Linked DNA regions of Homo sapiens: region 2 is linked to region 1. Evidence: chromatin contacts called from ENCODE Hi-C or POLR2A ChIA-PET data. All regions are on one chromosome and are shown on one strand. The core of a region is the stretch at or near the end of the contact, and the rest is flanking DNA. Distances in the headings are between cores, read along the strand shown.

Evidence for each region. A loop is a pair of places that touch in the nucleus more often than their neighbours do. ChIA-PET counts read pairs that join two places held with the same protein, here RNA polymerase II (POLR2A). Pooled maps may share reads with other maps.
Region 2: a loop to region 1 is called in a pooled map, with 3 times the contacts of the local background. The contact joins two enhancer-like sites. A Hi-C loop is called at or near these places in 5 of 50 pooled maps. POLR2A ChIA-PET finds 5 or more read pairs at or near these places in 2 of 52 experiments (H1 and OCI-LY7).

Annotation. Positions count from the first base shown.
Region 1 is chr16:79,091,561-79,097,591 of GRCh38, forward strand. All of the region lies in intron 8 of WWOX (WW domain containing oxidoreductase), which reads left to right. The region is part of intron 1 of LOC107984806 (a long non-coding RNA gene); the gene reads left to right. Among named protein-coding and RNA genes, the nearest start is that of MAF, 510 kb to the right of the region's middle. Within about 2 kb of position 2,296, at least 3 of the 41 ENCODE cell types and tissues checked have a DNase peak (open chromatin) inside an H3K27ac peak, as active enhancers do.
Region 2 is chr16:78,891,751-78,897,781 of GRCh38, forward strand. All of the region lies in intron 8 of WWOX (WW domain containing oxidoreductase), which reads left to right. Among named protein-coding and RNA genes, the nearest start is that of WWOX-AS2, 390 kb to the left of the region's middle. Within about 2 kb of position 3,266, at least 4 of the 41 ENCODE cell types and tissues checked have a DNase peak (open chromatin) inside an H3K27ac peak, as active enhancers do.

The sequences.
Region 1 (6,031 bases), core at 1,046-3,545:
TAAGCAAAGAACACCCCAGAACAATCTGGGGGAACTGTGCCCTTTGCAAGAGAGCAGTTTTAAAGTACCCTCGGGCAATTTAGAAGCTCCTACTGACTCAAGGATATTCTTACCTCTTCGTTAAAGCAGCTCGCCTAAGGACTTTGCTAGATAAAAGTTGGTTTTCTCAAGAGGGTTTCTGCACACACCCGACCGCATCTTTTTCTTTTCTTTTCTTTGTTTTTTTTTTTTTTTTTTTTGAGACGGAGTCTAGCTCTGTCACCAGGCTGGAGAGCAGTGGTATTATCTGGGCTCACTGCAACCTCCACTTCCTGGGTTCAAGTGATTCTCCTGCCTCAGCCTCCTGAGTAGCTGGGACCACAGGTGCATGCCACCACGCCCAGCTAATTTTTGTATTTTTAGTAGAGACGGAGTTTCACCATGTTGGCCAAGATGGTCTCGATCTCTTGACCTCGTGATCTTTTCTCGCCTCGGCCTCCCAAAGTGCTGGGATTACAGGTGTGAGCCACCGCACCGGGCCTCACGTTTTTCTTTTAAAGAAATGTGTAATTCAGATCAGTCTTGCTTTCAGGTAGTCTGAATTAGGGGAGTTTGCCTGTGTGCAAGAGAAGGCTTCCTACTTCATTTTCTTGTGTGCAGGGAGCCATTTATGACTAATAGGATTCATTACATGTGTGTTTAGCCCACCGATTATTAAGGCTTTAACAATATTAAAACCTAAAGAGATAACAGAGGGGAAGCCTTTGGGAGCTAGGAATCAATCGTGCTGGGTGGCTTGAAAACAGGGCAGTAAAATGGCAGCCGCCTAGCCTGTGGTCTTTAATATTAATAAAGCCAGAGGCGATATCACTTAGTTGTTCCAACATGATTGGTTCCTCATGGATGTGCACCCTTGCTCATCACCATCTCACCACCAGGCTGACCCTATACATCTTCCAGGAGCCCAGCTCTTTCCCCTGGAAATGGTTCTCTGAGTTTCAGCTGCAGTTCAGGGAAAAGGCCAGCAGCCACGTTCCTTGTTTTGTGTAATTGGTCTTTAGCCTGATCTGATTCATCTGGCGAAACCCCTTTTTCCAGTAAAAGTCGTTGGCGAGGAGTGAATTGTGATGGAAACAGAGACAGATGTATGTACCTTTCATGGACATAATTTCCCCAAGACTGAACACAAAAATGAGGGTTTTTGGAGATCTCTCTGGAATTAATGTAAACGTTGTTGAAAACATATTATTCTATGGCTCCTTCATAAACCCTAGGCCATCCCGAGGCTGTCTCACTCAGGCCCCTCAGCCCTCATAACCCCCCAGCTCCATAGGAGTGGAGTTTGGATTTCAACTAGATAAGGCCCATTTTCATGGATGGACATGTGAGTTTTCATCTATAATATAGAATGCTATTTTCTAGTTAGGTTGGAGCAAAAGTAATCGCGGTTTTCACCATTATATTCAATAGCAAAAACCGCAATTACTTTTGCACCACTACTTTTTACCTAGCAGTTCAACAGCTGTAAAGAAAGATGCTGAGCTGTTGGTTACGTAACTGTGGTACAGCCATTTCATAGACAAGTCTACATCAATGAAAAGAATGACACTTCTAAAGGAAAAAAAATGGGCAAAAATTATGTGTTTACATCTATCAGAAAAACAAAACAAATGTCACGGTGTGGTTGGGAGGAGGTGGGGAGAGAGGCAGATTTTGGAGGCGAAAGATACACAGAAACACTAAATACCTGTCTATTAATACTGACAGTAGTTGCGTTTAGGGGATGAGACTCTAAATTTGTTTATTTAAATTTTCTCATTTTAAAAAATGAGTCCTTTCAATTATGAGATCAAAAAGAAATGTTCAGTGGCTTATTGTGACCCAACATTTTTCTGTTTGATTTAGATAGAGCTTTTATTTGCCTAAAAATTGTGCTTGCAATATATATGATGATTTTTTTTTCTTTTATTAAATGAAAAAGAGTCATTTAACAGTCACAGTGGCTCAGCCACCACCCGCAGCAGGCAGTGGGCCCACTTCACCTTCCCAGCAGGCCTCCAGTGCCCGGTGCAGGGTGGCCCATTGGCACCCACAACAAACATCACGACATTACTTTTACCGCACACTTCCTGTCGAGGCACAGGCAGTGCTTCAGCCTTTTTGGTAACTTGAATGAACATCAAAAGGATAATCAGATATTAGTTAAACTTGTTCCTCTTCTCCAATCATTGATACTTTTCTCTCTTGCTTCCCCTCCCCCTGCCCTTCGACACAGAGTGACAGGCCTGAAGTAAAAAGGGAAAAGGGGAACCGAGTGACTCAGCCCAGAGTGGGCCTCACCGCAGCTTCCTGGCCACTTTCTCGCTCTCTCCTTCCAAGAGAGAAAGGGGAGGAAGCCCAGAGCCTTCTATCACTTAGTACCGTGTCATATACCACTTCCACAAATGCTAGGGAATGAACGAATACATGTATGAATGAATGAATGTCCATGGGGTCACTCAGAAGTAGTGGCATAATTTAGCCAGATAAAGTGCCCACCTAGCACTCATCCCACCTCCTCACTCCTCTATCCTGTGAATGCAGAAATACAATTCCTCATTTACAAACAACTGTGCATGTAGGGTTGCTTGCAAAAGTTCGTCGTGTGCCGATATTTCATTACCACTTTTGCCAGCGCTCTCGTCTGCATTTCCTGAGGTTTTTCTTTTTTTTTTTTTTTTCTTTTTTTCTTTGATACGGGGTCTCGCTCTGTCTCCCAGGCTGGAGTGCAATGGCACGATCTCGGCTCGCTGCAAACTCCAACTGGTTCAAGCAATTCCCCTGCCTTAGCCTCCCAGGTAGTTGGGATTACAGGCGCCCGCCACCATGTCCAGCTAATTTTTTTGTATTTTTAGTGGAGACTGGGTTTCACCATGTTGGCCAAACTGGTCCAGAACTCCTGACCTCAGGCAGTCTGCCCACCTCGGCCTCCCAAAGTGCTGGGATGACGGGTGTGAGCCACCGCACCAGGCCATTTCCTCAGTTTTAAAAAGCAAATAAGAAACAACAACAAACTGCATCAGAGTAACCGTTTCAAAAACCCATCTCAGGTCTGTTTTTTCTTTTTTTTTTAAGTTAGCATTTTCTAGAAGTTTTGGTATAAAATATGTACAAGGATACATATATAAACTTAGTGACCATCTGAAGATAAACCTGGAATGAGGAATAACAACCTCTCATTTAAAGGAGTTTTAAAGAGACAAGAGGGAGGAAACGAGAAGAGAATGACAGTGTTTCTTTCATTAAAAGGAGCCCAATATTTATTGAGCCAACAGGTTTACACTGTGTCTACCCCAGAGTGTCATCAGCCCAAACCAGATCAGCGTCGTGGGCGATTTTTTTCACTTTACTGCTGAGGGGATTTGCCAATCGCCTGGTCAGCTTCTGAATTCTTCGGGCACACAGGAGGGGCGACATGGTTCTGGCTTATTTCTAAGTCCCTTTGAGGTGATTTCTGGTCCACAAATTGAGGCAAAATAATCCTCACAATTTCTTGGATATTCTCTGCCCCAGCCCCGTTCTATTGCAAAGGAGGCTTCTCTAAAAGGCTTCCCAATGCCTTAGAATCTACTTAAGGGTATTTTTGCTGGAGAAAGAGCTGCTGTCTTTGTCCACCTGTCGTTTTCCTTTCTACCCCAACAGGGCTTTCTCCCTCTGGCTGTTTTATTTAGCGGGAGAAGACAGAAGAGATGGAAAAATGGACCCTGCATTTATAGCTGTTCCTTCAAGGAGCTCAAACTGCTTTCAGGCATTTCCTTATTACCTCATTAATCCTCATAATGGTCCCTTGGCAGAATTATTCTTATTTTCAGAATGGAGAAATTGAGGCACGGACAAAATAAATGGCAGGTGGAAGGTCAGAGAGCCAGGCAGCAGAAGAGGTGGGGGCAGCAGGATGGCTTCTGGTTTCTGCCCTGGTCCATCAGTCAGAATGTCCTCTTCAGATGAGGAGATGCAGGGTGAGGCGCGGGGGAGCTGACATTGCATAAATAATAAAACAAATGGAGCCACATTTAGTTATCACTCATCTAGCGGAAGTCGATCTTCTTGGGACATGAGTAGGCTCTAACCTGGCAGGTTTTTCAACATGGAACCATTATTTGTCACATGTGTTCTGTGTGCCAGGGACTGAGTTCTTCTCAACGGAGTTTACATGTGAGAGGAGCAAGGGACAAACCTCACAAATAGGAATACAGACCTCAGAAAGCCGACTTCACCCTTGCATACTCCTCCAGGTTGCCCTCGCCTCCCGCCTGGATCACTGCTCAATTCTCTCTCTCTCTTTTTTTTTTTTTTTTTTTTTTAAGACAGAGTCTTGCTCTGTTGTTTAGGCATGATCTAGCTCACTGCAACCTCTGCCTCCCAGGTTCAAGTGATTTTCCCACCTCAGCCTCCCTAGTAGCTGGGACTACAGGCATGCGCTGCCACACCCGGATAATTTTTTTTTTTTTTTTTTTTTTGGTATTTTTGGTAAAGATGGGGTTTCACCATGTTGTCAAGGCTGGTCTAAAACTCCTGACCTCAACTGATCCGCCTGCCTCGGTCTCCCAAAGTGCTGGGATTACAGGCATGAGCCACAGAGCCTGACCACAGTCCTTTCTTTTAAGGGCCTCCTGGCACCCAGCCATGTTGGGACCCTTTCAGTTCTTTCTCCACGGAGAACCAGAATCTCCTTTGAAAATATGTTAGATCACCTCTTTCTCCTGCTCCGAACTTTCTGAAGGCGTCCCCTGTTACTCGGAGTGCAAGCCATGCTCTCGAGCTGGCCATGGCATCCTGCGTCCTCTCCCTTCCCCCATTGGCTCTGTTCTTCCTGCCAGTGCTCTTCCCCCTGCTCACTGGGTTCCAGCTGTGCGGGCCTCCCTGCTGTTCAATGGAATGAGACCCATGCCCCTCCTGGTTATCCCACTCAGAGTGCCCTTCAACAGCTACAGGGCTGGCCCATCCTTTCTCTGTTACCTTCGGAGGAAGCCTTCTCTAGATACCATCTTTAAAACAGCAATCTTCCTTCTCCATCCCCAGCAGCACCTCTGACCCCCTTCACCTGCTTTATTTTTCTCCATATTATCATTGCCATCAATCCAAGCACAATTTCCAGTTACTTACCCATTTTGCTTTCTCCCCGCTCTTTGAGAATGCTGGCTCCAACAGGGCAGGTATTTCACCTGTTTTGTTTATGCCTGCATCCCCATCACTAGGAACCTCATAGGTGCTTAGCAAATTTTTGATCTTAATACAGAAATTGACTCTCACAGAATAAGAAGAAGGAGCTTGAAGCCGAGGTTTGTGCCCAGAAGATCTCACTAGATTCTTTATACTCTGGGGAGAAGAAAGGATCAGGGTCGGGTGGGGACATCTGTGGGCATATTGGGGAGGGGGCCAGGAAGAAGCCAGGAAGGGGGCATGCTGTCATTCGTGGGTTTTGCAACTTTCTGTGGCATAGAAGGCATAGAAGGATCTCTTCATTTAAAAGGTCAGGTTGGATTTTTTTTTTTTAACTTCAACACCAGTTAACTTACTTGCTTCCATCATACCCTGTAGGTACTCGTTATGGACAGGAATACATGTAGGGTGAAGGCTGCTCTGGGTCAGTGGATTCACAGAGAAGTCAGAATTCTCTTTTATAAAGAGCCTGCTTTTCTCAATAATTGCATAATGACGTCTTTGATTCCCAGGCCCTCATGCCTAGCTGTTTCCTTAGGCATTTATTCAAGATCCGAGATGCCATTCGCAATCCAGCAGGATGCATATTTGTATCTGGCTCCAAAACTTTTTTTTTTTTTTTTTGGCCCACATCACTGCAGCCCATGGCAGAAGAGTCTAGCAATTAGCAGGAACTGAAAGTGATAATTTATTGCAACCAACGCTGTGATCTAATAGTCACACATTACAAAAGCAAAATCCATATTTTGTTCGCAGTGGCACCGCAGCGCTATCATATGCTCCACATGCTTTCTAATGTCTTTTGTTTGTATTAGGAAAAAACATAACCCTCTCCTACTGAGAACCAGAG
Region 2 (6,031 bases), core at 2,016-4,515, 200 kb before region 1:
TGATTTCGAATCCACTGCTGGGTATTCTTCTAAGAGCACTGAAATGTCCCAGTGAGAAATTTCATATATGAAGGCAAAGGAAAAAAAAATTAAACTTTAAATAATGACCAGTTATACTTCATCAACTCTAACAAATGAAGGAGCAGAGTTGGTTTTCCGGAGTTTGCTTCAGTTCTTTGATATGGTCAGTGTAGGTCGGGGAGGTCTTCCCTAGCTTGAGAAATCATAACCTAGGATATTTAAGCTGTCAGTAATAGTGTTTTAAAACTCCAGGCCTATAATAAAGTAAAAAGTGTGTCTGATAAAATGGGTTTTTTTCCTTGCTTAGTGAATGTCTTCTGTTTCTCGCTAAACATTGTCACTTGCCAAACCATGTTTTCTGTTTCATACTAATTTTCTACTGGCAGTGAGACCAGCGGAATCTAAGAAATTGCATACGAAATTCAAGGATTGGAAAGAAGAAGAGGAAGTCAACCATTAGCAACCCTAGCTCCTCTTTAATCTCAAGAGGCAAGAGGTACTCGATGAACCACATGCTAAAATAAAAAAAAATGAACCACATGCTAAAATCAAATGGCTTCTGCACCTGTGTGCGTTCCTGGACTCTGGGGTCACAGGATGGCTGATGAGATGCCTTCGAGAAATTAATACTCTAATGAGGGAAACATCCTTTCATGTTGGTGCAAGAGACGTTCTAGGCCTGGTTCTACCTCTAGTTGGAACGGTGGTCATGGACAGGTCACCCCCGCTGTCCAGAACACATGTCAAGAAGTGGGAGCTGGACGACAACATTCTTGTTCAGAGCGTTCTTCCTCCACATTTTATCCAAAGCAGCTCCACTTTTACCTGTGTTATCTACTGAGATTCTGCGTGTGTGAAACACAAGGTCACCTGCCAAAAGCAAAACAATTAGGCCAGCATTGGGCTAGGTGAGGATCCATTGTCTTTTGGGCAGGTGATTGTGATACTATAGGAGCCGGTGTCCTGTTGATGGCATCCCACAACTTTCTAACCTCTGTTGTAGAGTTTTGTTAGCCACGATTTGGACCAACCTGCAGTTAGGCCAAGGGCTGCTGATCCAATTGGATTAAGGAACTCTGCTGTTTGAGCATGTTGGCTTCATTCATTGGTATCTCCTACGCCAAGTCCTAGGCTTGGTTACAAAGGGCAATGAAGGGTCTTTTCTGTCCTTAAGCACTCACAGGTAGCTTAACAGTAATGCCTTGGATTCCTTCCTTCAAGAGCGACAGCAGGAAGCCCAGCTTCTCTGGTAGCAGAGCAGGGGTCCTCAAAGCAGACCGTGAGGTCAGAGGAGCACTGGAGTCAGGAGTTTCCATCTCCACCCTGCTGAGTAAACTGTAGTTACCCACACAGAAAAGGAGGCTCTCCAGGCTGACAGGGTCACAAAGACACACGACTATGAGATGGAATGACTATAGCTAGAAAAAAAAAAAAGTGGGGATGCCCCTCTTGACCATCTTATGCCTGAAATAAGGGAAGACATTCTTCTTTTTTATCTGCCAACCTCCCAGTGCCACAGTAAGCACAGAGTCAGGCCTCGAAAAATACCAGTCCTTTCGCCTGTCCCCTCTCACATGGTTTGAATCCAAGAGGCTGTCATACCAGGCTCCCCCATTCAGTATATTTTCTTTATGTTTAAATAGTTTGGATTGACTTCTCTTTTCTTTTATTTTTCTGTTGCTACTTAGGAAACCATCTCCAGGCTAGAACAAGTGCCTGAAATAGAGAAGGGTGAGGTCACTGCCTAAGACACTTCCTCCTCCACCCACTCCTCTCTCAGACTCAGCTCCTTCCACTTCTGCCCACATGGCTGCCATTTTAATTTTTGCTTAAATGTTGCAGCCAATATTTCATGTATTGTTGTTTTCTTCCTTGCCTGGGAGACTCTTTTGTCTGAGGTTCCCTGGTATTTTCCAGGGGCCCTTCTAGCACTTCTGTGAACTCATTAGCTTCCCCTTGTTCCAGAAAATGTCTGTCATACATTACGTGCCTTTCTCTGTCTTTCCCTGCCCCTCTCACCTTCATCGATCACACTTTTGCTTCACAGAGGTAAGAGGAAATCACACTCACACAGTATCTTTTGTTTTCTAGCAAGCTAGAACACAAGATTTTCTAGATGCATCTTTTGAGTTGATATGCAATATTTTCCTTGACAGATTTGTTACCAGCTGAGCAGATATTGTGTCTGTGATGTATTTGAGTACCAGGTATCCCTGATTACCATAGAGTAATGTCTTTTATTGAGGCTTTTATTATTATTATTATTATTATTATTATTATATTTTGAGACAGGGTCTTGCTTTCTTGCCCAGGAAGGAGTGCAATAGTGTAGTCATGGCTCACTGCAGCCTTGACCTCCTGGGCTCAAGCAATCCTCCCACCTCAGCCTCCTGAATAGCTGGAGCTACAGGCAAGTGTACTGTGGCAATTGTTAATGTTCACTTTTATTTCCATAGTTAGCCTTGATCGTTTAGTTTTAAAGAGTTATACAACACATACACACACATCTAATTGTTGTGTTATTGGGTTAATGGGAATATTTTAGACTCAAGCCTGGTTCTTTGCTTCTCTCCAGCACAGCAAAGGATACACCTCCAAGTATAATATTGAACTTCAAAGTTAGTAATGTTCAGTGATGCTTAAGCATGTAGATCATAAAGTCCTAGACTATTTTTTGTCTAAATTATTGTTTGTAGTCAGCCTCTCTACTGGTTGGAAACACAGGCTTGAGTTTGGCTTTCTGCTCTACCTAGTTCATTGCTGCAGCTGTAATCCAGCCTGATTCTAATTTTCAACTGGAGATGGTTGTCTTCTTTTTTATTCCATGAAACAAATTGATTAATGTGTCGAGGGAGCAAGGTGGTACTTATACCTACCCAGCCTGCTTGTGTGTGTCTCAAGGTGGAGAGAGGCTGTGGAAACAATAGAGAGAATAGCATGGAAGGCCACGTTGCAATTAAACAAGATTGGGAAAGAAGACGGGACTAAAATCATGCCTTGAAGATGTTTATCATATGAAGTTGACCTTGAGACCCCAAGACCGGCTTCAGTTTTCCACAATGCGGCTATTATGAGAAAAACAGTGACTAACTGAGCACTGTGCATAACTCAGTTCTCGGAATTTTCAATCAGAAATTATCTGATGACGGGACTAATTCTTATTACGATAGTTCCAATGGATCCACCCAGGATCCACCTCCACAACTAGGTGTACAGAAGCTGGAGATCCCATCATGCCGCCGGGCACCGGTTTACGAGAACTCTATGTCTTATCTTGGTAGTACGATTAGGAAAACAAACACAATGGTTTCTGCCTTCAATGTTTCCATGGTGAGGGCAGTTATTAGGCATATGCTAAAGTGTAATATCCGCTTTTTCAAACCACATTTCAAAGTTGATAGCATCAACGGCTTTAAAATCACTTTTAAAGAATCTGGGCTTACCCAGTTAACAGAAATAGAACCTGCCTGTTTATCAGTGGGTTTGCCTCACTTTTCTGTGGGTTTCTTTTCTTTTCTTAATTATGCATTAAGAAAATAACTTAAGTTTCTGTGCATACAACATCTTCCTTTCTCATTCCCAGTACCCTAGAAACACAGCCGTTCACTGAAGAGGATTTGAGTGTTGTCTCCTCTGTGGGGTCAAAACATCATGCTTCTTTCTGTTCTGCCCCATGGCAGTGGTGACGATGGCCTAGCTTCCATCCCGTAGCTTCTTGTGTTTTTCTATTCCACCAGTCTATCAACCCTGTATTTGTTGTCAAATTTACACTGTCCACAGGCAAAGATCTATTCTCCTTTAGAATTTAATAGGAGGGTTTGGAAATGATGCCATGGAAACCCTGAGCAGCTTGGCAATGCTGACCCCAAATGAGAAATAACTATCATTGGTGTTTTCCTTCTACTACTATTATCTTGCCCATTGATCTTCAAAAAGTTCATTGGTCAAATTGATTGAGGAACGCAAGACTTAAATGTAATATGGCTCTGGCAAATTCTGAGATGCTAACAAAAACAAGTTTTCTTAAGAACAATGTCAACTGACTCACAGTATCCGACTATATAAAGTCGAGTGCTCTCATGCCAGGAAGCTGATACAGTTCATGAAACCTCAGTCATTCTTTCGTATTACTCCTGTCTTCTCTTTGGAAAACAATCTCATGAATTTGGTCTTGACGCTGACTTAACATCCCAGGAAACAGATACTCAATTCCACTGTCTTTTTTGAGAAATGAACAGTTCTCAAACTTTGTTTAAATTTCCTTTTCACAGATGAGTAATAACCAAAGATATTTCTGAAAGGGCTCTGAAAACATGCAGGCAATTGATCTTTAAAAATAAGATAGAAATAGTAGGTTTTATAAAAGAAGGAAATAGAAATACTTCAGAAGAAATAAAGTGTGCTGAATCATGTTTTAAACATAATTATATCCGGAATGCACTTACCCATTTGAAAAAAAAAAAAAGTCACCAAGTTGTTTCCAATTGTTTTTGTAAATTTGCTTAGTCATTTTCAGAGACAAAAATTTGGGAAAAGGATTGTAGAATGACTGGCTTCCCAAAACCACTTGGTGTTTACAAAGTTATCAAAAACGGGCTGGGACCACTGATGGTAATAACAAAACCTGGGGCCCTGAATCGTGTATTCTACATCCGTTAGCACACTGAAGCCACACCGCAAACTTGTGAGGCCAGCGTTGCTTCCCCTACCCCTTCCGTCAAAAACCGTCTGAGGCTGATCATTAACTTGCATAAGGTCACATAGCTAATGAGAAGCAAACGCATCATAATGACCTGGGACATATGACACTGAAGCCTACTCTCTTTCCACAAAGCTTGATGTACTCAGATAGTAATTAGTAAACATTTTCATAAATAATCTTAACCTTTTCAAGCATTTTTGTCGATTGGATTGTAGCACTCAAAAGTAAGGTCTGTTTTACTAATATAAAATTGGGCCTGTGGAATAATTCTCTTCACAGAAGTGTGTGTGTGTGTGAGAGAGAGAGAAAATGTATATGCATACATATACATATATTATTGAGACATAATTTACATAATTTATGTTCTATAAAATTAGCATATTTTAAATATACAGTTCTCTGGATTTTGAAAAATGTATACGTGTACATAATCATGGATCCACCACCCCAGTTAAGATATAGAACATTCCAGGGCCAGGTTCAGTGGATCATGCTTGTAATCGCAGCATGTTGGGAGGCTGAGGAGGGTGGACCACTTGAGGCCAGGAGTTTGAGATCAGTCTGGGCAACAGGGTGAAACCCCGCCTCCACTAAAAATACAAAAAAAAGAAAAAAAAAAAGAAAAAAATAGCTGGCCATTGTGACATATGCCTGTAACCGTAGCTACTCTGGTGGCTGAGGCTTGAGTATCGCCTGGGAGGCAGAGGTTGCAGTGAGCCAAGATGGCACTGCTGCACTCTAGCCTGGGTGACAGTGAGACTGTCTTTAAAAAAAAAAAAAAAAAAAAAAAAAACCAAAAAAACAAAAACAAGAACATTCCCATCACGTCGGTAAGTATCTCATTCTCCTTTCCAATAAATCCTTTTATTCCCAGAAACAAGCATTCTTGTTTCAATCATTGTAACTTTGTTTTACCTGTTCTAGAACTTCATTTAATAGAAATCATACCTACTGCTTTGTATGTGTCGTCTTCTGCTTAATGATTCACATAATGTTTTTGTGATTCATCCATGTTGATGGGTGTATTAGGGGTTCTCTTTTTCAATGCTGGATAGTATCCTGTGGTGAAAATACACCACAATTCGCTTATCTGTGCACCTGTTGATGAGCATTGGGTTGTTTATATTTGTTGGCTATTATGAATAAAGCTACCACGAATATTCATAAATCCTGTATACATGTTTTTATGCCCTTATGTTTTTATGTATTTTTGATAAATACCTAGGTGTGAAATTATTGACTCTTAGTGTTTAACTTGTAAGAATGCTGCCAAACAGTTGTCTAAAGTAATTGTATCATTTTAACCCC